Regions from separate parts of the Homo sapiens genome. Here region 1 is linked to region 2. Evidence: chromatin contacts called from ENCODE Hi-C or POLR2A ChIA-PET data. All regions are on one chromosome and are shown on one strand. Each heading gives the region's core, a stretch centred on a gene start or an enhancer-like site at or near the end of the contact. The rest is flanking DNA. Distances are from core to core; before and after follow the strand shown. Region 1 overlaps LOC124907827 (a long non-coding RNA gene). Region 2 overlaps LOC124907827 (a long non-coding RNA gene).

Region 1 (3,105 bases), core at 276-2,775, 43 kb after region 2:
TGCCATGGGTCCTAAGGGCCCCCAAGGGCAGGGCCAGTATCTCCACCATTTGACTGTGGGCTCGGTAAAGGCTCTGTCTTCCCCATCAGAATACACGTTTGCCAATGGCAATGGCCATGCTTTCCCTACCAACATCTGAGCTCTCCAAGTGCAGGGGCTGTATCTCCCCATCAGACCTGAGGCTCTCTGAGAGCACAGATGGGGTCTCCTACATAGGCCTGGGGGCTCACAAGGGGCAAAGGCAATGTGTGCCCCATCAGTGTGCATTCTAAGGGCAGCCATGCCTTTTTCTCCAATCTAAGGGCTCCCCGAAGGACAGCAGATGCTCTCACATCAGACCTGGGGCTCTGCAGAGGCAGAGGCCGTGGCTCCCTCATCAGACTAGTGGTTCCTAATAGAGCAGGCCCACCTACGTAATTCATAGGGCCAAGTACAAAATACAAATGTGCCTTTTTCCAAAATTATTGGGAAAGTCAAGGTGGTGATAGTAGGGCATTAAGCCAAGCGTGGGGCCCTTCTGAGCGTGGAGCCCTGTGTGACTGCATAAGTCACATGCCCGTAGAGCTGGCCCTGTATGGAAGGGACTGTGCCTCCCCTGTAAGATGAGGCGGCAGGTGAGGAACTCAGAGGCCAGGCGGGCACAAAGCCAAAGGGAATGGGAAGAGGCCTGGAGGTGAGCAGGGCAGGCCCCAGGCCCCGAGGAGGGACACACAGGGTCACTTCCCCAAACAATAGGGCATTCATGAGCAGCCTGGCTCCACAGCAGGGCCCTGACGCCAGGCCCCGACGCCAAGCTCAGCCCTGTAATTCATGCTCCAGTCCCTGAGCCGAGCACTGGCAGGGGCTCAAGTAGGAGAAAGTTGATGCTGCGGAGGTGGCCGCAGTGGAAACATCTATTTTTACCCTGGCAGACCGGGAGACAGGTCAGCGGTGGCTTTGAGTGAATCCCAGTGCAGCCACCCAGGGCCTAGTCCCAGCCTAGGGACAGCCCAGACCAGCGGAGGGCCACCCAGGCAGCCCCCATGCAGCACCAGGTCAGGCGGGCCTCAGACCAAGGAGCGAGTCAGAGCATCCCCGGAAGGGGCCCCACCAGGGCCGTCACATTTCTCCCCGGCTCTGCCCCTGACACTCACTTCTGTCCCTGCCTTGTGAACAATGTCAGCTCAGAACAGAAGTGGAGATTCCTGAAGCCCTTCCCCAGCCATTCCTGGTCAAGCCCCACCTCCCCCTCCCCCGCCTCCCCCCACCGCCTCCCCCGGGGTTCCTGGGGATGCCCTGGGCCATCAGAGTCTGAGAATGGAGAAAGCAGAGGGAGGCGTACAGGGTCTCATCTCGCCTGCCCTGAGGTGGGGAGATCTGCTCAGTGACCCTTATCCGGGAGAGGTCGTTGCTGAAGCCAGTGAATGAACACTGATGGGTGACTTTCAGACTCTGCACCAGCCTGGCTGGCACACCGGTTAGGTGGCTCCTACCTGGCTCCCGGGTGAGGCCAGCTTTTCCTCAGTTCTTACCTCCAGCAGCCAGCACTTGAGGCCCCCACCTGTCCCCCCTGCAGGTGGAACACTGTGTGCTGAGGTGTTTACGTTACATAAACCCAACCACGCTCGTCAGGAAATTTGTAGCTCCCCTGAGGAATGAAAACTCAATGCCTTCTTGCACAGGGCCAGGCAGGGATCCTAGCCACAAGCCCCGGGTCCACCTCTGGCTCCTGGATTCCTCTGGTCTGCTGCCAGAGGGAGTAGCATGGGGCGGGTTGGGGAGGGCAGGAATGTCCCCAGCCCACTCACCTCTCTCTGCTCTGGTGGGCAGACAACCAGCCCCTCTGGCAGCCAGCTAAGACTGAAGCAGAGGAGGACCTGGGTCCCCTGCCCTGGGGTTCACCTCCAACCTGGAGATCTGTTGGAGAAGCCACCTGCCTTTGAGTGGCAGTTTAGCATCCCCACTCTGGGAAGCTCTCTCCGCGTTTAAGGACAGTCTGCAGTCCTCATAATCTCCAGTGTTGCCACCCAAGTCTTCTGGGCCCACTCCTCAGCCACCCATCCTGATCCATCGCCTCCTTGACATACTACAAACACTCCTATCCAGTTCTAAGCATGTATTAGCTAGTGTACTCTCAGGTCCAATTTGCCCTCCTTCCTCCCTGTCCAAGTCCCCTTCCTTTGGGGCTGAGGAATGAACAATTGCCCTCCCCAGATGAGAAGGTTGGGGTCAGAGATCCTTGGGGCAGGAGCTACCCTGGAGGATCGGGCAGGGATGGAGAGCCAAGAACCGTCCATCCACATATGGCTGTGAAGTCGTGTCCAACACAGCCCTGGGTTGGGAGGGTGACACCTACATCATTGTCCTTCAAGACGGGGCCCTTAGAGGTGTGCGGTGCTCTGCCAACTTCTGAGGAATAACAGAGGATCTGGGCTCCCCAGGGGCATCACTCACTTTTTATAGGTCTTCTGAGCAGCCCTGAGGCCATCCCCTAACGAGTCCTGCCTGTTCTATGGGGCCTCCCAGATTAGGGTCTCGCTCATAAACCACAGAGGTCTGAGCTTCTATGGGAGGAAAGAAGGGCCATGCCCCAGCCCCAGCTGGGGGAGGAGGGAGGAAAGGGGGCTGCAGACAAATGGTTTTTACACTTTGAGTTAATGAGGGTCAGGCAGGGGCACCCACTGGCAGGAGGGAATAAATGAGAGAAAAATTGATGGGGGGGATGGAGGAGAAGGAGGGGTGAGGGCTTTGAATGAGGGAGGTGAGAGGAACGCCTAGTCATAAAAATCTCTTACAGACGCACACTCACACAAAGACATACATCAGCCCGTGCAAGCTTCCTGAGCCCCGCTGTGTGCCCAGCCTGGGGCTGGAGGCTGTGAAGCGGTGACCTCCGAACGCACTGATAGCAAACCTCCACTGGTGAAAAGTCTGAGCATGCACTCCCCTAGATGCTGATTTATCTCCCCACACGGTCTATCCATGGACAACAATGAGGACTTCAAGGCAGGTTCTAGGTCTAGGATGAGGGCCACTGCTGCAGGTGACCCATGCAAGGCCTCTGGGTCATCAGCAGTGTCACTGACTTCTTGGCAGATCTGATTATGTCCTTGTTGTTTTTCAAGC
Region 2 (3,183 bases), core at 59-2,558:
CCAGGGTGGGGACACAGATGAGTACGAGCAGTTAGGGGCCACCAAGGCTTCGGGAGGCTAAGGGAAGTGTCTGCATGGGCAGGGACTCTGAGGAAGGAGCATGCAGAAGGAGGCGCCAGCCCCTGGCCTTGAGCCGTGAACAAGAGAGAAGGAATAGCACCACCAGGCCTGCATTTGGGGTCTGAAGAGAGTGGACTTGAGCCAGAAGATCAGGGGAGGCCACCAAAGGGTTGGGAGTGCAATGTGCTCAGACCTATGCTATCGGGTGAAGGATGTCAGTGTCCTGAGCCAGGGCAGGGGTGGCAGGGGTGGGAGGGGTGGCAGGGGTGGGAGGGGTGGGGACCAAGGAAGAGAAGTTGGGGAGAGCAAAGGTCATTGCTGCAGGAAGTAGGGGTGATGTGGGGTATCAACCTAGACACACATTTTTCTGGCCTGAACAACTAGGGAGGTGGTGTTGACCACACACGAGTGGGTTTAGGGGGAGATGATGAGTTCAGCCTTCTCAGAACCACACACAGTTGTATTTTCTTCAAGCACAAAGGTTTTATCAACAGTCCACACGATTTATTGTTCCATCCATCTGCATCTATTATCCTTTAGATTCTGAGTCCTTTATAATCAGAGACAGAGAAGAGCACAGAGACAAGGGGAACAACCCAGAGGGAGAGACCAGCAGAGCCAACTTTTCTCTTCTCTTCTCTTTCCTTCTTCCCTTAGACCATGCCGCTCATGGCTGTGAGCTCATCCCATGGGCTTGCACGGTCCTGAGTCTACTCCCCCACCTCATTCTGACAGCGGTCCTGGAAGGTTTGTGAAATGGAGGCCTCAGGAGGAGTCGTAACTCGTCAGAGGTCACACTTCTCAGGCACTAAACGTTTCCTGATGTCAGTGGGGCCACCGAGACAGGCGGTTCTGCCTCCCCTGGTCGCCATCAAAAGTATCAGGGGCAGGGGATGGTGGAGTGGCCCCCAGGGCCTGGGAAACAGCAAGACTCCTCCTGGCCCATGGAACTGGGTGGCCAGGGGATGCCTCTGGTGGATGTAGCAGGGGTCTCCTCCCCACATGAAAGTTTGAGAATATGAAAAAAATGTCAGGTCTGAATTCCTGTGGAAGGGCCTCCTGACCTTCTCTACTGTGGTGTGGTTTGAGTTTCCTGGAAACCAAGCCCCCGACTAATGGTTCCACTCTCTTTTCTAATAAATACGTGGCCCTGGGCCCGGCTCCCTTCTCTGCTTTGTCATGAGGGACCCGTTATTTATGACTTGGAGATGAGTCACAGGCCTTGGCAAGGAGTTCACTGCTCTGGGCTCAGTGTATTTTTCCACTCAGTAGCAAGCGAAGGAGGGCGCTTGTAAATTCTCCTGTCGAAACGACTCCGTAGGTGTCTTCACAGGGATGCTCCTCCTAGCTTGGCCATAAATCTATTCCCTGTTGGACATTCCTGGTGGTCTTTCGTTGCTGCCCAGGAGAGTGGGTGGGGGCTCTTATGGACTCTGGACTCAGCTCCCATCCCAGCTCACAGGCCACACAAACAAAACTGCCATATCTTCTTTGGGGATTTTTCCAAGATACCTTGGGGCACAGTGAGTTGGGGAGATGGAGGGGTCAGGTCAGTGAGTCCTAGAGAAGAAAAAGGGTGGAACATGAGAAAAAAAGGCAACACGATATAGGGGCTTCTAGAACTCCCCATGACCCACAGAGCCCAGTCTGCATTCCCCAACTGGGCACTCCTGACTCTCTGTGTTAGGGCCAACCCTCACCTAGCCCAGGACTGTCCTGGACACCCTGTGTTTACTCCCTGCTTTGCTCCAGATCTTCTTCACACCTAAAATACCCTTCCCTCCCTCCCATCCACTCTCAGAGCCTCTACTCAAGGACTATGCTGTTATTCATCAGGCAGTGTTGTAGATAATTTCTTATTTCCTACTCATTTGTCTTATTTCCTCAAGTAGATTATGAGCTCCCGAGCAGGAAATCTCATGTCTCTTTTCATCAACTACATGATGACCACGGACTTTGGGGTGGGGGATTAGGGAAGAGGTGTCAAGAACTGTGAAGGAGCTCAGATTCTGTCCTTCTTGCAAGCCAGCAAGCTAGCTGCCACTGTTTCATGGATGCTGGCAGAAGACACAAGACTCCTGGGTCAGAGACAAAGGATAGTTCATTACTCACAAAAATAAGCAGTAACCAGAGAATCAACATTGGCACCAGTCCCGTGAATCCTAATTCCTACAGGGTAATGTAAAGAAGGCCAGGTGATGCCTGCACACACAGTGGGTTGCATTACAGGAGAGAAGGGATCTCTAGCTTAGGCATCCTGAATCTTTTATAATAGGCATAATAATGCCTAAATTTTGATCCAGAGGAAGGCCTTGTCTTTATTATATTGGATAGTAAACAAAGGTGTCCTTTGCTCCAGAGGGAGATACCTTTATCTTCTCAAACTATTAACTAAGCAAACAACCTTGAAAAGGTAGTCAGGAATAAAAGGAGCCTGTGCTTTTCCTGGCAAGATGTGCAGAAACATGACAGACCCATGGAAAACTGTCTCCCACAGGGCACTTCATTAATTTTTTTTATTCATCTCATAATGACCATCTCCAGCATTATCCAAAAACCTTGTCATAGCACACCAGCACAGTGATTCCTAACTCTGGATTGCACATCAGACTCTTGGTGAGGTTTAGGGCAAGGGTGGAGGATGTACCTTATTTGTAAAATCATATTGCAGCAAGCTCTCTTGGTCCCCTGTCCAAAGCCCCTCAATACTTCCTCCACAGACCAAAGACTGCCTGCTATACAAACCTGTGACTCTGCTTGTGCATGGGACAAGCCAGAACACTGGAGAATTAATGCTCCCAGAGGTAGCCCTCAGAAAAAGAAAGATGGGAAGATGGAAGATAAATATCCCAGCTTCCTTCCTCCTGGCTTGGAAAACTCTGTCTTCCATAGTTTCCCATAGATGGAGCCCCAGTTGCCCACATTGATAGCTACTTGATAATACTCCTTTTATCGGCTTCTTCTCTTCTTTGTCTCTCTTCTTCCCTCCCCCCGGTGCTTTGGGGGTTACTTTCCTGCTTGCATTTAAATCCTTGTCTCAGTGACTATTTCTAGGGATCCCACCTAAGATACTTAACTAGCATCATGATGCGCTATGTTTGAAAATGGATTTTACATTTCAGT

Evidence for each region. Hi-C counts contacts between places; a loop is a spot of excess contacts on that map. ChIA-PET counts read pairs that join two places held with the same protein, here RNA polymerase II (POLR2A). Pooled maps may share reads with other maps.
Region 1: a map of gastrocnemius medialis shows a loop between it and region 2 (4-fold over the local background). The contact joins two enhancer-like sites. A Hi-C loop is called at or near these places in 11 of 168 maps with a recorded cell type or tissue (PC-3, PC-9, aorta and 7 more) and 7 of 50 pooled maps. POLR2A ChIA-PET finds 5 or more read pairs at or near these places in 2 of 52 experiments (PC-9 and Panc1).

What each region holds. Positions count from the first base shown.
Region 1 is chr2:71,698,816-71,701,920 of GRCh38, reverse strand. All of the region lies in intron 1 of LOC124907827 (a long non-coding RNA gene), which reads right to left. Among named protein-coding and RNA genes, the nearest start is that of DYSF, 230 kb to the right of the region's middle. Within about 2 kb of position 1,525, at least 13 of the 41 ENCODE cell types and tissues checked have a DNase peak (open chromatin) inside an H3K27ac peak, as active enhancers do; they include ascending aorta, gastrocnemius medialis and psoas muscle, where a contact is called at or near this core.
Region 2 is chr2:71,741,141-71,744,323 of GRCh38, reverse strand. It overlaps LOC124907827 (a long non-coding RNA gene), which reads right to left. Exons shown (of 2, transcript XR_007086966.1): 2 at 543-1,620. Among named protein-coding and RNA genes, the nearest start is that of DYSF, 280 kb to the right of the region's middle. Within about 2 kb of position 1,308, at least 11 of the 41 ENCODE cell types and tissues checked have a DNase peak (open chromatin) inside an H3K27ac peak, as active enhancers do; they include ascending aorta, gastrocnemius medialis and psoas muscle, where a contact is called at or near this core.